Regions from separate parts of the Mus musculus genome. Here region 2 is linked to region 1. A link is a loop called in an ENCODE intact Hi-C map of the cell type or tissue named here. Cell type or tissue: heart. All regions are shown on one strand. Each heading gives the region's core, and the rest is flanking DNA. Links, peaks and the distances in the headings are about the cores only. Region 1 overlaps Slmap (sarcolemma associated protein). Region 2 overlaps Il17rd (interleukin 17 receptor D).

Region 1 (10,535 bases), core at 1,391-9,390:
GTTAGGACCGCAACAGAAAGGTCTGCCCAGTGCTGCTGTTTGAGTTCTCATCTAAGGAGTAATCAGCACCTCACATCACAACTGTACATGGAGGTTGGCTCTATCCAAATTCAAGTACTAAAACATAGCTACTAATCTAAGAGAACTAGACTACCAACCTAAGGGGAATGCAAGTTTATGCAGAGAGCTGCACACAAATGAGTCAGCACCACTGCCAAGCCCACTGTACTGTGCAAAACATCAATCTAAAGATTTAGGGCGGTGCCAGATCAGACCATGCTTAGAAAACAGGAGAAACTTGCCAACCTATCAGTCCACTGTCTGCATTAACTAATTAAGTATAACTGCCCCTTTTTTGGTTTGTACCAGAAGTGGTTTCACTTTGAGTCAGTCATAAGAGTTCACAATCAGAGAGCAAACAGTGAAATAGCCAAGAAACTTCAGAATTATAAAACAAATAATTTTAAAGAGCAATTGATTATTTAGCTAGAGAATTTCCAGTCTCAGGGACTGTAGCACAAGAAACCTTATACTTGCATTTAGCCTAAGGAGATAAATCATAATTGATCTATATCAAGCACAAATCTCCTTGTTCTCTTTGGTCATTTATTGGATATCTTTGGTACTGCATATAGCCATGTGTATGATCTATTCATGAGGCTGGTAACACATGGAGAAATAAAAGCTTGGGTCACTTTCCACACAGAAAAGGAGCATAGGAGAGCATTGTACCCCACACTGTTTTCATGGAGTACTGGTATGAGTGCTGGTATGGCACCTGGGTTTGCAGTCATCACCCTGACTGTGAGCAAGAGCATGCTAACACCTTAACAGCATGTTAAAGACAGAAAAAAAAAAAAATGGACAGTGAGGACCTTAAAGCTAGAATTACTTATTTTTAGGATAACACATTTGACAATCATTGCATTATTTTTATTTTTTTAGTTAGGATACAAAATAATAAGTTTTACTCTATCTCTTTTATACATATACATGTGTGTGAGCACAAGTATATCAATTGCTTCACTTAGAGCATATCTGCCCATTACCCATCCTATAGCCCTCTAGATAATTTCCCTTCTGCTCGCATGACTGAGTTCCATTATATCATTAAGTCAACCAACCAAACTGTGCCCAGCCTGCTTACTAAATCTCACTAAGTCTTGCTACTGATAATAAACACCACCCCACGCTGTAAGTTCATCTTAACTGGGTGGGATGGCACTGCAGCCAAGCGCTTCCTGACACTATAGCTCCCTATAATTTTATAACATGACAAAGAATATTCACTACTAATATTTTATAATTTATAAATTTTAAAAAAGCAAAACGGAAGTGAGTAAAACTTTAAATTTTTTGCTTCATGTGTCCTTAAGTAGCGTTTTCAAGAGAGTAATGTTTTATAGCACTACAAAGAACGCTAAATCCTATGCAGATAAGCGACAGGAAGGACCAATCATACTCATACCTTTCCGGGTATTCTCCGTCACATCCACCCCAAACTGGATGATGTCACCAGAAAGAATTTCGCATGGCGGACTTTCTTCAGAGCCTCGACTCAATCTCTGGCTATTTATAAAGGTACCATTACTACTTTTAGTGTCTTGGAGATAGAACTGAAAGGAAAATGAAAAGCAAATGGTTAGAGGTAATCGTCTCAAAACTTTTAAAGAAGGACTGTCTGTCACTTTGCAAACTACTTCACGTAGACGTTTCCCCTATCAACTGAAACCACTCATTTCAGTTAGTATTCAATATATATAAACAAAACCTTAAAACAAGATACCTTAAAAGAGAACTGAACATATGGTAGAGCCAAGCAGATTGTGTTACCATGTCTTCAAAGTGTTAAACATAGTTAGACTACAACCCAACAGTTCCAAAATTCCTTGTATTTATCCAGAATAGTAGAAAACACGTCTTCACAAAACAGTCATAATAGCATTGTTCATAAAAAATAAAAAACAGAAACAATGGAAACGTCTATCAACTGGCTCCACTACAAATGCAGCGTATCTCGTATATGACAGCACAAAAGAATTAAGTACTGAGCCGGGCGGTGGTGGCACACACCTTTAATTAATCCCAGCACTTGGGAGGCAGAGGCAGTCGGATTTCTGAGTTCAAGGCCAGCCTGGTCTACAAAGTGAGCTCCAGGACAGCCAGGGCTACACAGAGAAACCCTGTCTCAAAAAACCAAAAAAAAAAAAAAAAAAAAAAAAAAAAGAATCAAGTACTGACACATGGACACCGTCACATGATGAGCCTACATTGCATGAGAACTCAATGCAAAGAAGATAGCTAGGGACAAGAGTGACAGCACATGCCAGCATTCAGGGGGCTGAGGCAGGAGGATTATGAGATCAAGGACAGAAGAAGAAGAGCCTGTCTCAGAAGAAAAGGGAATAGAGAAATGAGGACTGGTGGCAGCTCAGGACAGAGTGCTTGTAGGCACACACAAGGTCCTGGATTCAATGTCCAGCAGGACAGTACAGAAGGTGGCAAGGGAGAACCAGCTGCAGAGATCACCACAAGTCTCCAAAGAGCATACATTGTATTAGGTCATTTTCCCCAAACATACCAAATGTGTAAATACATAAAAACACAAGTACATCAATGATTACAGGGAACTAAGGTAGCAGAGTGACTGATTGATAGTTTCTTTTAGAAATAGTGAAAAAATATGGTTGTACAATACCATGTATGCACTAAAAGCTACTAAGCTAAACACTTTAAAAGGTGAATTTTAATTCTGAAATAGTAGACCATATCTGTAACCCAGCACTCAAGAGTCTGAATTTGATACCAGTCTGAACAATACCAGCGTGATAGTGCCATGCCAGCCTAAGTAATATAATGAAACCTAACCGCAAGAGTAAAATGAAAACATCTCCAATACAGACTAATAGATTCATATATAAATAAGAAATGTGATGGTTAAACAAGTTAAATTATCTTTCCAAAGACCACAGAGGTAACACACACAGACAAGGACTCAGTAAGATCAGAAGAATATAACTTTCATGTTTCATTATCCTTCATTCATCTCTCAAGCACTCTTCAAAATTAATCACATCAATAATTTGCTAAAAATGACAGTTCATTTCATTTATTCCCAGGTAACAATTTAAAGGCTACTATACTATCTGTAAATGATTTATTGTTTAAAATTTCAACACAAAACAACTGCTGACTTTGTCTAGCAATTCATACATTTAATTACAGGTCATTAAATTCTGTTGATATTTTACAAATCTATCCAAAATTTACATCCCTTAACACCAGAAAGACAAGAACAGGCAGCCCTATCAGGAAAGAACAGTTATTCACAAAACCTCTTTTAGCATTAGAACTTATTGTATAAAGAAATGGAGGGGAATACTTTTAATATATCATTAGGAAATGTAACAACAAATGGATTCTGGTTTAACTTTTTAGTATTTATGCCTGGAAATGACATACATAGCTAGTACAAACTTACAGTCACTTCAAACTTCTAATAATGACCTGCTCACCAGCTAAGTGAATTCACAGGATTAAATTCCTATCTTTTTAATACTCTACATTAGTTTTATTTACATATGGTTGGGTGTTTTGCCAGCGTGTCTATTCCTGCACCATGTGCATGCTGGATGCCCAGAGGCCAGAGAGGGTGTGCAATCCCTGGAACTTCGGATGCCTGTGAACTACCACATGAGTGTTGAGAATCAGTTCCGAGTCCCTGGCAAAGATGCTCTGAACCATTGCTCCAGCCCTGTTGTTGTTCTTGTTTTAATATGCAAAGTAAAAGAAAAAAATAAAAGTTCATGGAACAAGGTTCAGTACTATTTATTTTTTAAAACTTTGTTGAAAAGCAAATAAAAGTCTATAACATAGATTATGGACCAACAGCTTATTTGTACATTCTACATATAATTAAAAATAGCAGCCTTTTAAATAAAAAATAATAAATCAGTATTAATGCATGTTCTTTTTAAAATCGACCATGCTATCTTTGGTCTCCACTTAGCTGGTCCATGTTATTTATATTACTTGCTCATTTTTTTGTTTGTTTCTAGTCTAATGGCTTCCAAATACCTTAGAAATATAAGGCAGTTTCTGCTGTAGCCTAGAGCAGCAGTCCTGTGTGACTGTTTCCTCTCTCATGTCTCCCCATGGCACACTAGTGCCCACTCCTAGCTCTGCATATGTACATATGCACAGACTGACTCCTTAAAGCGGTATCTGTAACAACAGACTGATGCTCTGAAAATTTTTCAATGTTGAAAGGCTTTGCAAATATCCAAATAATCAGAAAGAGCTGATGCTCCCAACAAAACAAAAGCATGGTTGGGCGGGGGGAGAAGGAGGGGGGAGAGAAGGAGGGAAGGAGAGAGAGAGAGAGAGAGAGAGAGAGAGAGAGAGAGAGATCACATATATAACAGATAACAACAAATTCTAACTCCATATTGAAGATGTTGGTTCATTTAGTCCTCAAGACAAGCTCGCACATGCCCCAGGTTGGCCGCAGACTTGCTCCAAGCAGAGGGTGAGCTTGAACTTCTGACACGCATCACTCCCAAGTGCTTAGTAAAGTAGTGCGGAGACAAGCTTGGCAAGCACTCCACAAACAGCGACAGCCTTAGCACTATATGGGGGAGTTTTCTAAGTGTGGTTACAAAATGAGTTCTGTATGGACTGCAGGTAATGCACGCACGCATGTGTGCACACACACACACACACACATTTTAAATCTATCTCAACTGTCACATAAAACTGAACAGAGTGACTAAGACAAAAAGCCAAAATCCAGACCCCCACAGACAGCATTTATAGGACAAGTAGATAGTGAGATATCCACATGAGCCTCAAAACAAAAACAGAGAAAACCACTGCATGACCATATACAGGGTGACCAGACCTGAGAATCACAAAATGGCTACCAGGGGACAGTTTGGAGGACAGCAAGAGAAGTTGAAAATAGAAACATCTAGCTCAATCCAATAACCATATATACTTGGTTCCTAGTTGAACCCAGAGCCTTTCTCAGTGAAAAATTAGGCTCTACCACTATGGTAAACAAGGTCTCCCTATGGAAATTCTTAAAACAAACCAGCCAACCAAAGCTGCCTTCCAAGACACAGCTTCTCATAATGGAAAGAAAGCAGCTGGAAATGGAGTCAGAAGTGCCAACAGGGATGGCAAAAGAAAAGATCCATAAAAAGTGGAGAAGGAAAAATAAACTCATGTAGTTTTAGAACGTTTCACAAAAAACAACACAAGAGGGCGCTCTGTGAACTTGGAAACAAACTAAGGAACTTAAGGAAAAATAACTGAAGACACAAGATAGCGAGCACAGGGGTGGGGAGACCTCAGAAAAGGTCGGAGGAGGTAAAAAAATAAATAGAAAGGGTTCTACAAGAAAAGTTGGTGTCATTAAGTACAATAAACAGTGCCTAAAGAGAAATGAAAAGCAATATGGAAGCAATTGTTATAAAACCGCAGAGAAATTATCAAAGGCAGACCGCCAGGGCACCAGGGTAGTGGCTCCTCTCAGCGTCCGTCCACACAGAGACACTTTAAAAAAAGGAAAGAAATCAATAACACCTCCAGAGCCAGCCTTGCTAGAACTCAAGGAAATATGCAAACACTTAGAGCAGTGCACAAACATTCATTCAAGAACAAAGTAATATAAGTGAGCTGGTGCCAGCCACTGCATGTTTTCTCCCCAACAGGAACTCTAGGCCTTTATACTTGTGTGTGTGTGTGGGGGGGGGGGGGGGGTGAGGGAGAGAGAGAGGTCTAAACAGAGAAGAGGAAATAATGGGAAGAAAAATACTCCATGTTCCCTTTCATGCAGAACCTAGATTTTATTAGAGGAAGGAAAGGGGAAGGGGAAGGGGAAGGGGAAGGGGAAGGGGAAGGGGAAGCGGAAGCGGAAGGGGAAGCGGAAGGGGAAGGGGGAGGGTAAGGGAAAGGGAAAGGGGAAGGGGAAGGGAAAGGGAAAGGGAAAGGGAAAGGGAAAGGGAAAGGGAAAGGGAAAGGGAAAGGGAAAGGGAAAGGGAAAGGGAAAGGGAAAGGGAAAGGGAAAGGAAAGGAAAGGGGTTCTGAAAATCAGTAAGAAAACGAATGGTATCACTCACCCTTGGTCTGCCTACCCTCCAGAACAGCAGAAATCTGGACAGCACCAGTATGCATTCCCAGAATGGAACCTTGCTTGGTACCTGACTCCGGAGGGAGCAGATCAGACCGTAATCACAGATTACTGTGTATTTTAACCTCTCCGAAAGTGACATGAAGGACTAATGCAGAACTCACCTAAGTTAGAAAAGTAACTAACTTTTACTGTTTAAAAAGTGTGATTTGCCTATCACAAGCAGTGCCACGTAAGAAAAGTAATCAATGCTACATGCCACCTCAGAAGACATAAGTCAGCCAACGTTATGCACTAATAGAAAGGGAGAACCTCACAGCCGTCTCAATCTACGCAGAAAAGGCATTTGAAGGAGCACAGCACCTCTGCTTGTAAACACTCAGAGGAGGGTGGAATCAGCAGGCAGCTTCCTAACACAAAAACTCAACAACGAACCTTCAGACACAGAACAGCAACCTAACGTCAGGGTAAAACTGCAGATTAAAGCCATTTGTGTGCGACTTGGTGTCCGAAGAGAGCCAGTATAATAAAAGCAAACACTATCACAATGAAGGAAAGAGCAATGGGAAATAGTAAAGAGAGACAGCTGAAAGGAGCTGAGAAACTGAGATGTGGAGACACAAAGAACAAGGGGTGTGCCAGTGGGGGTGGGGGTGCACACGGGCCTCAAGGGTGCGGCAGACAGCCCTGGTGAGGCAGAAGACAGTGATCCTCCCAAAGAACAAGCCTACAGCCCTCACAGCCCCAGGTCCAGGGTTTGGGGCACTTCAGAGCTGCCCAATTGTGTCCCTGGCTGTGTCTCTCCGGGGCTGCTTGGCCTGTGCCACCTTGAGAGAATCCATTCTCTAAAGCTGAGTTACCCTGGATGGCCTGAGAAGTACCAAGCATAAAGAGCAGGGTTGAAGTCAACCTCACAGCCCCAGGGTAAGACAAACAGCAGTGTCAGAGTGCAGGCTGGGCCTTCAGGCAACAGGAGGCTCCGCTCAGGCAGTGATCAGACAGGGTGAAGTGATCCGTCACAGATGGTTAGGGGCTGACCTTAATCATCTTCCATGCCTCCAATCGCTGCCTGGAGCCAGGGACTCAACTTCTGGAACCACCCACCTGCCAAGAGGCTCATTGCTATAGAGCACAAGTTCTTAAACTGTGAGTTGTGATCCCCATGGCAACAGTTAAGGCTTTCTGAAAGTGCAACAACCAAAAATTAACTTTGAAAAACAACTATGAATGAATCTGGAGTATTTCTGGCAGCACGTGCTCCCACAGCACATGACTTCATGGCAGTCCTGGTTCTTTGTGCTGACATGCCATCACAACATGCAAAGCGATTATACCCTGCTGGGAACACTTGGCTTGTGCTCAGGACCAGTGTAGGAGCTTCACATACAAATAGCTCGCCCTCAGCTGGGCAGTGGTGGCGCACGCCTTTAATCCCAGCACTTTGGGAGGCAGAGGCAGGTGGATTTCTGAGTTCGAGGCCAGCCTGGTCTACAGAGTGAGTTCCAGGACAGCCAGGGCTATACAGAGAAACCCTGTCTTGAAAAAAACAAAAACAAACAAAAACCCAAATAGCTCGCCCTCATAGAAACACAATTGTTTAATTACAGAAAACAAAGACCTTTAAGTATTTTACTACTGCTATTTCTTAACATGGAAGCATCAAATTTGGATATCTCTGGAGTATATTAGGTTAAAAAGTTTGATTTTAAAAGCCTTTGTTTGTACTTCTGATTTCAAATTCACAAAAATATGTTATTTTGCCTTGGGAGTAGGACAAAACTTTCTGAATGATTTATGAAATAACCTCAAACATATTTCTGCCATTTTGTCCTATATATTTATAAGTGGTATTCTATTCATGATTATAAAATCAAAATACCGAACCATTCTGTAAAAAAATCTTGAAGATTTTGTAAGTGTTATCAAATGTTCAGACATAATACATAAAAATAAACAACCATAGCTGTGCTATTATATAATTCTGCTTTCAACCAATAAATATCAAAATTATATATATCTATATTATATATATCACAGACTTATTTTAAATTATTTTTATTATTTATTCCAAGTAAATGTTTGATTTACATATTGATTCTAGATGCTTACATACCCATAGTCACATACAAATTTCTCAAGTGACAAAGAATCGGGTGTGGAAAAACTGTAAGAAGCAGACATTAAACACTCTGCAACTACAGTGGGCCACTGTACATCCACAGGCTTCCTCAAACAGAACCTGGTCACAGTTAACATTACAGTCTGGGGGCTGTCGAGAGTTCTAGTTTAGATCTTAGATCCCCAGGCAGTTTATGCTTCAGGAAGGGGTTGTGCCCCCAGTGCACTGGGAGTCACTGAGCTTTAAGAGATTTAATTATTGTACTGTTGAGACGACCTCACCAGATAGCTTTAGCTGGCCTCAAGTTCACTTAGGTCCAACTGCCTGTGCTTCCCAAATGCTGGAATCAAAAGCACAGCCACTACACCCAACACTATTTAACAGATGGGTTCTTTTAAGATTTGTTTTTATTTTTCATAATAATTTTTATGTTTTAATTGGTAATATATTTACATCATTTCACCCTTCCCCTACCTCCTTCCCCCTTGCTTTCTAATTTATGGCTTTTTTCTTTAATTGGTGGCAGTGGTGGTGGTATGTGTGTATTAATTAGCATATAAATACAACATGTTCTATCCATATAATATTACTTGTATGTATATGATTTCAGAGGTGACCACTTGGGTACTGGATCACCAAACTGCATCTCTTCTTTAAGGAAGATTATTTCTCCTGCTTTTAGTACTCCTTAGTTGCCTATAGTTTCTTGTCTATAGTTGAGGTTCCTTGAGCTCTCCCCTTCCATGTTAGCATGTCTAGTGGTATCATTGTTGTTCAGGTTTTGTTTGGGCAGCCACTATGAGACCTATGTACCAGAACAATGGTCAGCATGGCATGATAACCCTAAAAGTTGCTGCAAGAGAAGTATACCACTTGGTGGTATCCAACAGCTCTCTAAATGCACTTAAGAACTGCTCAATGAGGCTGGAGAGATGGCTCAGTGGTTAAGAGCACTGACTGCTCTTCTAGAGGTCCTGAGTTCAATTCCCAGCAACCACATGATGGCTCACAACCATCTGTAATGGGATCTTTTGCCCTCTTCTGGTGTGTCTGAAGACAGCAACAGTGTATTCATAAGCATTAAATAAATAAATAAATCTTTTTAAAATTGTTTAAATAAAGAAAGAAAGAAATGCCGACCTGCTCGACAAGAAGGAAACCCTGGCAGATACTAGAAACCTAGCTAACTACCAAGGCAGGGATAGTCAAGTGGATCTTGGGAGAGAACCTACAATTACCACTTCACTAAATCAGCCTAATCCCCAACAAAACTCTAAATATTTATCCTTATAACCATAAGTGTAGTTTATGAACCTCATCAAAAAAAATTCTCTTTGTAACAGACAGAGACCATTCCAGAAAACCTCAAGTACAGAGAACAAGAGATCATGTGGTGCCCAGATCCAACTGATACATCTATAATACAATTCTTCCACTCAAGGCTCAGTGATCATAGTAGAAGAGAGGGTGTAACGACTATAAAAACCAGGCGAACCTTCAGTTAACTGTGAGAATGTATCTCCTAGAACTATCAGAGCAGCTATACCCACGAAGCTCTTTAGCAGACTGTCAAAGCACAGTAACAAGTCCTCAAGTGCTGCTCTTGCTCCCTCCCCAGACTTCCAGTGCACTGGGGGCACAACCCATTCCTGAAGCATAAACTGACTGGGGATCTAAACTAGAACTCTTGACAACCCACAGACTGTAATGTTAACTGTGACCAGCAGAGGCCACTGGTATACAACGAACCAAAGGTGAAATGGTGAAGGCAGCACTGGCAGACCACAGTTTGGAGCCTGAGCAAGTCCACATAGAGCCAGCAGGGAAGGCACCAGCCAGGCAGACTAGTTAACCAGTGAGCTCCTGGTTCAGTGAAAGACCCCATCTTAAAGAACAAAAGTTGAGTGAGGATAACTTAGTGAATATATAGGTGCTTGCCACCAATCCTGAAGGTCTATTCCCAGGCCTACATGGTAGGAACCAACTCCAACAAACTGTCCTCTGGCCTCCATATGTATCTCACAGCTTCTATCTACACAAACACACATACACACACACACACACACACACACCCACACACACACATACACACACACTGAGAGAGAGAGAGAGAGAATAAAGTGCAATTTAAAAATCATTTTTAGATTTTTATGTGTACATCACATGGGTATTTAGTGCCCAATAAGTCAAAAGAAGATATCAGATCCCCTGAAACTGGAGTTATGACAGTTGTGAACCTGATCCTCTGAAAAAGCAACAAGTGCTCTAAATTGGTGAGCCATC
Region 2 (10,535 bases), core at 1,111-9,110, 610 kb after region 1:
TGCCTAAAAACTAGTGTAATTTAGGATTAAAATTTCCTACTGGAATTGGTGTGTTTTGGAATGAGATGCGTGATGGGGTGTGTATTGGGAATACGCGTATTCATACACCATGTCGGTGCACCGTGGCTTTGATACCACCTCAGTTTTCTTGACATTATATGAACCCTTCCAGGAGACTGTGGCTTAGCAGTGTAGCACAGTTACTGCTTGGCCTGTCTCTTAGTGTTCCTGGGATGGAATATCGTTTCAAAGGCCTTGGCTCTGAAATACAATTTTCAGTGATGACAGACTCCTTAGGAACTGTCTGTATGCCATTCACAGGGCCCACCAAGAAGAGTTGAAATTAGAATGCCTTGAAGCTTGAAACAATGTCTCAGTGGTTATCAGACCCACAGGAGAGCCCTCCTGCTCATAGACATCCCACAATGGTGCACACTGAGTGACGGAAACAGGAATAGTTCTTTGCCTTCTGAGTGTTGAAACTGTGCAGTAGTGGACAAGCTTTAAAAGCCTTCGTGACTTTATAGAGCTTCCACTTAGATGCTGTGAAGTGCATCACATTAATATTTGTATATTGTATCTTTTAAATGGTTGTTAGCCACAATATAATTATAGTGAAAATTATGGTTGAAATGATGTAATTTGTGTCTTTACCAGAACATCAGACCCAGTATATATTTTGTTCATTTGTTATAGAAGGAAAAAAAAAACTGTCCTAAAACTAAAAATACTCTTTTTTTTTTTTTTTTTTTTTTTTTTTTTTTGGTAAAACATTATAGCCTGTGACCTGTTGTTACAACCTGACAACTTGGCCTGTAAGCCTTGTAAGTATAGCTGTCTGTCAAGTCTCAAAAGTGTTAACCCCATAATGGTGTTGGGGCAGCCTTTGGGTGCTTACTCTGGGCCCTTCTCCTCACAGTCTGGAAGCCTCGAAACCTGAATATCAGCCAGCATGGTTCTGACATGCACGTGTCCTTCGACCATGCCCCGCAGAACTTCGGCTTCCGTGGCTTCCATGTTCTCTATAAGCTCAAGCACGAAGGCCCCTTCAGGCGGAGGACTTGCAGGCAGGTGAGTGACTGTGTGTAAAGAACACATGTGTTTCAAAGTGCTACTGGATGGTGGGAGTAAGTGCGGTCGCGGTTGTTTAAGAATGCCACTGGGTCTGTCTCCAGCTGACTCACTCACCACTGTCCCTTGTCCCCGTCATCTCCACCTTAGCCGCTCTAGGGGGTGGTACAGCGCTAGAGGATCAAAAGCAATCTGTCTCATATTTTAAGCATCTGCAGGTGCTGTGTGTCAGGAAATCCCTGAACTTTCTGCTCTTCAGATCCTGACTGCTCATCAAAGAGCTTGCTTCCATTCCTCCTTTAGAGGTGGAGAACCTAGGGCTCGGGGAGGTCACGTAACTAGGAAGGAGAAAAAAAACCTCTAGCCAAGTCACTAGCAAATCAATGGCCCTGGATTTTTAATTTTGTTTGTATGTATGTGATGGATGGATGGATGCATGCATGCATTTTTTAATAAACAAAAGACCAGGGTTAAATAGAAACCTGAAAATGAGCATCATGAACAGAGTATGGCCAGAACAATGGGAAAGGCTTTGTGGATGCTTGACGCTGTGCACTCTCTACCTGTCCTGTGTGTGCTGGGTCCAGTCGTAGCCTAGTTCTTCTGTGGTCCTGCAGCTTTACCGCTGCACTTCTGGGAGCATCTGCTCAAGTTAGATATGACAGATGAGTGCAGACGAGCCCCAGCTCTTCTCTCCTTGCTTGAAACGGATTTGCATTGATTTTTATTGTGTAACTATGGTCTGCCAAAGTTCTACATGAAAGTTCCACATGTATTTCTTGTAAGATGGGTGTCTCACTACTAGGTAGCCTTGATTGGCTTGAGACTCACAAGGCAGTACAGGACCCATGATGAAGTCAGGCTGTCCTTGAACTCAGGCTTACCTCTGCTTCCTGAGTGGTAGGATTAAAGGTGTGTGCCACCATGACAGGCCCTGCTCTTTCTTAGGTAGGTGGGTGGGTGGGTGGGTGGATGGATGGATAGATAGACAAAAAGTTTGCTTCCCAACTCTTAATCACTGAGCCCTCTGCACCCCTCCTCTCACCGTTCTATTCAGCAAAGGGTATTCTAGTTAATTTATTTTCAAGTGACAAAGATGAGGCACTCCCAACTAGGCACAAGCTATGGCAAGAGTCCTGAGCCTTTTTATTCAGTGAAGGCCAAGGAACGTGTGACAGGTGAACACTGCTGTCCTCTGATCCCATCACATCCGGAAGTGAGCTTAAACCAGTGGCAGGTCTCCTTCAGCTTTGGGATGAAGAGGCCGCCACCTCTTCTACTACGTGGGCATTTGAGTTGCTCTTTGCTTTTTGTAGGACCAGAATACAGAGACAACCAGCTGCCTCCTCCAAAACGTTTCTCCAGGGGACTATATCATTGAGGTATGTGCAACTATAGACTGCCCTCTTGTTACTTCCACAGAAAGCAGCTCACATGGAGTTCTGAGTGTTTTGTTTATTGGTTTCAAGACTGAGTCCAGTGTAGTCCAGGCTAGTCTCAAATCCAAACTTCTATAGAACTAAGGATAAGTTTGAAAGGCTAACATGTCTTGCCTCTACCTCCTGGGATTACAGATGTTTACACTATGGTCTTTGCTTTTATTCAGACCCTGGGAATTTGAACTCAGGTCTTCAAGCTTCCACAATAATCCACGAAGCCATCTCCTCAGCCCCATTGTTTTTTAAAAGAATTTATTTATGTATGTGACTATGCATAGCTGTCTTCAGACACACCAGAAGAGCATATCAGATCCCATTACAGATGGTTGTGAGCCACCATGTGGTTGCTGGGAATTGAACTCAGGACCTCTGGAAGAACAGCCAGTGTTCCTAACTGATGAGCTATCTCTCCAGCCCCGACCCCTCCCCCCTTCTTTTTTTTTTAAAAAAAAGTTGATTTACATTGTTAAGCTATCACCATTATCCTCCCTTACTGGATCCCACACCAGCTGCCTGGGGAGGGAAAGATAAATGAAATCACCAGTAGTAGATAAAATGTATTGTTTTACTTCCCTCTTAGATAAAATGTATAGACAGATACAATGTAGAGATGTGCTAGCACTTACCAAACAGTAACACAGCTCTCTCTGTTTTATAGCTGGTGGATGACAGCAACACCACCAGGAAAGCTGCTCAGTATGTGGTGAAGTCAGGTAAAGCTCTTTGGCTTGGATTTGATGGCACATTCTTGAGAGCAGGCTTGTAGAATTTTCTGTGCTCCTTAATTCATGGTTTACAAAACACCAGTCGCTCACCTCTTCTCCCTTAAACAATTGTTCATCAAGGACGCTTCCTTTTATGTTGTTGATGCCTGGAAGGTCAAAGCTGGCATTGCATCTGCCACGGATACTAGGCAATTATCCTTACAAGACAAGTAGGGGGAGGGGCCTTTCCTTCACAGGGTTTGTAGCATATTTGGAGCTATTAGCATATTTGGAGCTATTAGCATATTTGGAGTGGTTAGCATATTCAGAGCGATTAGCATATTCAGAGCTATTAGATTATTTTCGACAACACTTTACAAAGGAATTGTTGAATCCTTTTATAATCTAGGCAGCAGAGATAGAGTAAGGTAGTTGGGGACCCTGGGACCTGTTAGTCAGCTTTTGTTTTAAAAAAATGAGGGGGGCTTCCCCCCCTTTTCTGAACCTATTCTGCTGCTTGAGTTAAAAGACTTTCTCTTTGAAATCTCCCAGTGCAGTCTCCCTGGGCTGGACCCATCAGAGCTGTGGCCATCACTGTGCCTCTGGTTGTCATATCTGCGTTCGCAACCCTGTTCACTGTGATGTGCAGAAAGAAGCAACAAGGTATCTGTCTATGCTGTGCCCACTGTTCTCCATCCTCTAGTTTGCAGCAGGCCAAGGGTGGGTACCGACAAAGACAGGGCCTGGGGAGTCCTGCTTTCCTCAGGAGGGGCCTGGGACCCCCTCACACCTCCTTGCTAGTTCCTTGCCTACTGAAGTTCCCAGAATTTAAATGTTTGGCTGTTAATCTCTAGGACCTGGCAATGTCCAGGTATAATCCAGTTTTCAAACTCAGGGAGTCTGAAAAATGAGAACAGTCGTTTGGCGAGTGGCCATCATTGAGAAGTTCTGTCTTTCACCTAGAAAACTGTAGATCTGGATGGAGTTACCCAGATGACTCCAAGGATAAAAGTAATGAAGATGTTAACTTAAGATTTGTGTGCTTTCGGCTGAGCTTGCTATCCCAGTTGGTGGGAGGCTGAGGCAGGAGGATCCAATTCAGGAACTGGAGGCTAGTCTGAGTAATACAGTGAGACCCTTTGTCCAGAAATAATAAATAGATAGATAGATAAATAGGTGAAAAGCCATTTTTGTTGTTGGTTTGGTTTTCTTTACCTTTGTAAATTATACTTTAAAAAGTTTTTCTCCCTCCCTCAGCTTATCTGGCTGCCAGAGCCAGCTCTGGGCCCTTCACTTCACTGGCGGCCATAGGGGCGGATGCTGCGTTTGTTTCTTGGCATGTCCAGGGGCAGTTTCAGGTTAATACAGTGTTTTCACTTTCTGGTACAGTACTACAGAAACCGTGCATGCAGCTTGAGGCTGGAGTCACAGACCCGAGACTCCCAGGTGGAGATGTCAGCTGCTCCTTTTGGTAAATTTACTTTTGAGACTTGGATCTCACGTAGCTCAGGCTGGCCTCCATCTTGCCAAGTAGTTGCTGATGACCGTGACCTTCTGACCTTTCTGTGTCCCCTGTCCCAAGTGCTAGGATTTCAGCCGTGAGACACTGAGCCCTGGGTCATACGGAAAAGACAAAGCTTTGTTTATAGGTGTCAACCTTATGTTCTTTCCCAATTTAGAAAATATATATTCACATTTAGATGAAGAAAGCCCGGAGTCGTCCACATACGCTGCGGCTCTCCCCAGAGACAGGCTCCGGCCTCAGCCCAAGGTCTTCCTCTGCTACTCCAATAAAGATGGCCAGAATCACATGAACGTGGTCCAGTGTTTCGCCTATTTCCTGCAAGATTTCTGTGGCTGTGAGGTACGGAATCTGTTTGTTCTCTTACCCTGGGCAGGATGTGTACGCCGTCTTTCTCTTCCGTGTCATCTCTCCATTGCTGTCCTGGGAACCTACTTACCTAGAATCTTACTTTCCAAACCAGAGTCTGTCTTGAATTTGTCTTGTCTCTTACCAGCAGCAAAGGCTTCGCATGACACACTTATACTTGAAAGCTTTGAGCGCCTCCCACGCGATAGGATGTTCTGTGAGTGCCCTGTCATGGAACACGTGACCAGAGTGTGAGACTGTCTCAGTGGGACGTCAGGGAGAGGACACAATGAAGACAGCTTTTAGGAGTCTAGGCAGTTCCCTGAGGGAGGTTGGCTGGGATTGGGAATAGAGGCTAGGACTGCCCCTGGAAGAGATCTTGGGCACTGGGAGGAGTGTGTAACAGAGGTCTGAGGTCGATTGGTAGGAAGTCATAGAAACCAGTGAGAAGGCCTTAGCTAGAGAGAACCAGGAAGTAGGAGAGAGCGCCAGAGTTTACAGAATGTTTGGATGTCTACGCTGCTTTCTCAGCTTCCCCCTTTCCTCCTCTTCCTCCTCCTTCCTCTCTTCCTACTCTTCTTCTTCCTCCTCCTCCTTCTTTTTTTCCTTACTCTGTAGCTCTGGATATCCTAGAATTCAATTTGTAGACCAGGCTGGCCTCATAGAGATCCACTGCCTCTGCCTCCTAAGTGCTGGGATTAAAGGAGTGGGCCCCTGTGCCCAGCTTTCTTAGGTCTTCTTGAGTTAGCTATTATGTAGCTTTTCCATAAACAATGACACTTAGTCTTTACAGCGGGCTCTTAAGCTGTTGTGAAGGCATGCCCTGTTTGCCACAATTGCAAGTTATCATGTGATGTTTTTTAGTCCATTTGGCCCATTCCTTGGGTGAGACTGCCCTCTGGTGTTAATAAGCTGTATTTAAAGGCTGGTGGGATTGCCTCCTGCTGGGAAAGCGTTGAGTTCAGCAGCTGAATGGCTGCTGCAAACCCCTGCAGACTGCAGCTGTCCGGACAGCACAGGCAGAGGTGGTAGATCCCTGCCCTGTTCTTTTAGACTGCACATAGTTTTTGCTTTAAATAGCTACATCATCTATAATAGTGACTTGCTGTAGCTGCGTTAGCCCAGCTTGTAAAGCGTCTCTGTTTATCATTTCTGATGATTTCTCAAGGATAAACGCCTCACAATGGAATTGCTCAGTCAAAGATTGGAATATTCTTTTTTTTTTAAAGATTCATTTATTTATTATATGTAAGTACACTGTAGCTGTCTTCAGACAATCCAGAAGAGGGAGTCAGATTTTGTTACAGATGGTTGTGAGCTACCATGTGGTTGCTGGGATTTGAACTCTGAACCTTCGGAAGAGCAGTCGGGTGCTCTTACCCACTGAGCCATCTCACCAGCCCAGATTGGAATATTCTTAAAAGTGCTTATGTTTTATTTATTAAGATGAAATCAGCTAGTACAGGGGATTTTTTTGTTTGTTTGTTTTGTTTTGTTTTTACAGATTTGTAAAACATTCCACATATGATTTAACAAACTACACAGGTCAAAAGATTAGTAGACACACTATTTTTGTGTGGTATAGAATCCTAGGGGCCACATATTTTAAGCTACCAGTTAGCTTGAATGTACATAATGAATGGATAGTGTGGAGTTTTTACCTACACTGCTCTGTGCCCCCCGGTGGGTCGCATGCTTCCAGGAACTCTTTGATCCAAGAATGAAAGATACACACACACACACACACACACACATACACACACACACACTAGTTAACTTTGCTAGCTCAAAGGCTAGGCAGTTCTAGTCCTCTGCCTGATTATCATAGATTTCCCTCCAGTACTCCTGAGTCAATGTCCTTTAAATCTATGATCTATTTTTGCTGCCCTTTTCTTTCTGGGTGGCCCCCTAGTATTTGCTGCCCAGGGTGCTTCTGGGCAGCCCTTCTGTGGGCCGCATTCCTTCTCACCTACATTCCAGATGATTTTCCTTCTGCAGCTCTAAGTCTGATCCATCTCCCTCTGAATCCTGGCGATTCTCCTCTTTCTCCCTCGCCCTCACCCTAGCCCACACAAATCTGAGGGTCCCACTCCATTTCCCTTTACCCAGCCATTGGCCGCTGGCATCTTTATTGATCTATTAAAAAACAATTGGAGACAAGGACCTTTAGCATTTGGACACATAGATTTCCCATTAAATCAAAGCATTAGAACCAATCCCCAACAATAATGTTAGGATGCATTAAAGTATGAGATGAGTCAGTCAGTATTCCTTTTTTTTTTTTAAAGAAAATATTTATTTATTTATTTATTATATGTAAGTACACTGTAGCTGTCTTCAGACACTCCAGAAGATGGCATCAGATTTCATTACAGATGGTTGTGAGCCATCATGTGGTTGCTGGGATTTGAACTCAGGACCTTTGGAAGAGCAGTTGGCTCTCTTAACCCATGAGCCATCTCACCAGCCCCGAGTCAGTATTCTTTTCAGCAGATAGATAAGCATTGGAGCTTTCTTCTCTTGGGTACTTTTTTAGAAAAGAAGAATTTAATCCTTCCAGAGTAGCTCTCCGCTGTATAATCTGTGTTTAGCTCTTAGGGGTTATTTTTTTAACTACAGGAGAAATGGTACCAATACAGCTGCCACGGAATGCTACTTACAGTATCCTGCAGGAGAAGCAGTACTCGTACAGTTACTACTTACAGTATCAGATGAAAGCAGTTTGAAAGGGTAAAAATCCTTTGAGGGCATCAGACATACTTGGATTTCTTTGCTGTATCAGGGATCCCACTATTCTTTCCAACCCTCTTATCCCCAAACCCCTTGGTTCACAGGCCTTGTAGAGTTATGACATTGTAGATCTCATGGAACCAAGAGAGAGGTGCAGCCCAGACAGGGTTAACCAGGAAAGCTATACTATAGCAGCAGAACAGCGGGCTAACCCTGGGTCTCTGAACACAGCCAAAGAGGTCCTCTTTCTCAGTCACGTTCTGCATGTGAGTCACCCGTCACTGTAGATGGCTCTGGCCAGGCCTAAGCTCCATATCCCAGTGCACTATGGGGTCACGATCCACTTTCTCTCCTCAGCCACTTAGACTTGTATCCAGGATCTTTCTGCTCCTTGTATCCGGCAGTCTCACTTATCACATGGACCAATCACAGTTCCTTCCCATCATACCATCAGACATCTTCAAGGTGTCTTAGACAAGCTGCTGAAAATCCTGGCTTCTGTCTCCTCACTTGTAGGGCCACAGTGCTAATGGCCCCCTGTGTTATCAAAATGATGCCATGGGTGACAAGCAATTTCAGGAAGTCTGGTGTGTGGATGCAGTTGTTGACCATAGAGTGCTGGCGTAAATGAATACTGAAGTGACCTGTGCTCTTTCCAGGTGGCTCTGGACTTGTGGGAAGATTTCAGCCTCTGCAGAGAGGGGCAGAGAGAATGGGCCATTCAGAAGATCCACGAGTCCCAGTTCATCATTGTCGTGTGCTCCAAAGGCATGAAGTACTTTGTAGATAAGAAGAACTTCAGACACAAAGGAGGCAGCCGCGGCGAGGCGCAAGGCGAGTTCTTCCTGGTGGCCGTGGCAGCCATTGCTGAGAAGCTCCGTCAGGCCAAGCAGAGCTCATCTGCCGCACTGCGCAAGTTCATCGCCGTCTACTTCGATTATTCCTGTGAAGGGGATGTACCCTGCAGCCTGGACCTGAGCACCAAGTACAAGCTCATGGACCACCTTCCTGAGCTCTGTGCCCATCTGCACTCAGGAGAGCAGGAGGTGCTGGGTCAGCACCCAGGCCACAGCAGCAGAAGGAACTACTTCCGGAGCAAATCGGGCCGCTCCCTGTATGTTGCCATTTGCAACATGCACCAGTTTATTGATGAGGAGCCTGACTGGTTTGAGAAGCAGTTTATACCCTTCCAACATCCCCCTGTGCGTTACCAGGAGCCAGTCCTGGAGAAATTTGACTCAGGCTTGGTTTTAAATGATGTCATAAGCAAACCAGGGCCAGAGAGTGACTTCTGTCGGAAAGTCGAGGCTTGTGTACTTGGGGCCGCTGGGCCAGCCGACTCTTATTCATACCTGGAGAGTCAGCATGTAGGCCTGGACCAAGACACTGAGGCCCAGCCCTCCTGTGATAGTGCCCCTGCCTTGCAGCCCCTGTTACACGCAGTGAAAGCTGGCAGTCCCTCAGAGATGCCACGGGACTCAGGCATATATGATTCTTCTGTACCCTCATCAGAGCTCTCTCTGCCTCTGATGGAGGGACTCTCTCCGGATCAGATAGAAACATCTTCTCTGACCGAGAGTGTATCTTCCTCCTCTGGCCTAGGTAAGATGTCTTAGGACTGGACCCTTATTTAATCTGTCTGTCTGCTCTTCTATCTATCATCTATTGTGTTGTTGTAGTTGTGGGTTTGTTTGCTTGTTTTTTGAGACAAATAGACAGATGTAATATGAATTCCAGTAACAGGAATAGTGAACTGCAGAAATGGTTGTTCTGGTAATTATGGCGAGCCGCTCAAACCCTTCCACCAGCGTTATATATGCTGTTGGGTGTGGAATCGCCTTTTAAAAAATTAATGTTTATTTTCTGTGTGTGTACACACATGGGAATAGGGGCTGGGTGTGGCACGTGCAGGCACATGCAGATAGAAGGATACCTTTTGGGAGTAGAGCCCCTCCCACCATGGGGTCTCGAGGGTTAAGCTCCAGTTGTCAGTAGGGTTGGCAGTCTCCTAACTCTGAAAAGATTGGAATACTAAATGCATGTGTTGGATAAGGGTCTGTGGGATTGTGCCCTTCTGGGAGCTGAAGTGTTTGCTGCCTTTTATCTTTCCACCGCCTTTGAAGCCCAGATGTCTATTAAACCGTATGTTCATGAACACTGTATTCTTCTCAGTGCTAGCTTCACACAGTGCTCCGGGAAGGAGGGCTCTTCCCCAGAGAGCCTCAGGAATCCACCACACCTATAAGTTCTTGGAGTCACACATGTAAAACTTTGGCTCTAACGGAGGGATCTCTCTTCCTCTGGTAAGAGGTTGAGAGTATTACTCTGAGCTGGTTCCGATGCCTGCCTCATTTGTGCAACACACAAGAGCGAATCCCAGCCATGTGGTGGCACTGGGGGTCTGGGTCAGTAAAGTGTACTGATTGTGGCTCTGTCCTTTCTTCTCTCCTTAGGTGAGGAGGACCCCCCTACCCTCCCTTCCAAGCTCCTTGCCTCTGGGGTGTCCAGAGAACATGGTTGCCACAGCCACACTGACGAACTGCAAGCGCTTGCTCCTTTGTAAGGACTCGGAAGAGTCTAAGCATCGCCACTTTAGCTGCTGATCTCTCTGGCTCCCCAGTTCACCTCTGTGGTTGTGCAGCCTACTTGGAGCTGAAGGCGCACACGGGGATATCTGGAATGAAATTCTGGCTAGCACTCGATCTGTTCTGCTCCAGCCTT

What was found. Peaks named below come from ENCODE experiments on the same cell type or tissue, not always from the same donor. Only the 100,000 strongest peaks of a DNase experiment are listed, where the experiment ranks them.
Region 2: it touches region 1 in a loop (3-fold over the local background); 3 of 42 quality-filtered maps call a loop at or near these places.

Annotation. Positions count from the first base shown.
Region 1 is chr14:26,481,351-26,491,885 of GRCm38, forward strand. It overlaps Slmap (sarcolemma associated protein), which reads right to left. Exons shown (of 23, transcript NM_001310445.1): 2 at 1,469-1,616. Among named protein-coding and RNA genes, the nearest start is that of Gm24031, 11 kb to the right of the region's middle. In heart, for the core only: a CTCF peak has its summit at 5,256 (motif pointing right); no DNase peak of the experiment used is centred there.
Region 2 is chr14:27,091,010-27,101,544 of GRCm38, forward strand. It overlaps Il17rd (interleukin 17 receptor D), which reads left to right. Exons shown (of 13, transcript NM_134437.3): 6 at 780-824; 7 at 920-1,071; 8 at 2,388-2,453; 9 at 3,169-3,223; 10 at 3,767-3,877; 11 at 4,894-5,078; 12 at 8,474-9,416; 13 at 10,268-10,535. The coding sequence ends at 10,377. Among named protein-coding and RNA genes, the nearest start is that of Il17rd, 57 kb to the left of the region's middle. In heart, for the core only: a CTCF peak has its summit at 5,987 (motif pointing left); a DNase peak (open chromatin) is centred at 5,972; H3K27ac peaks cover 541 bases.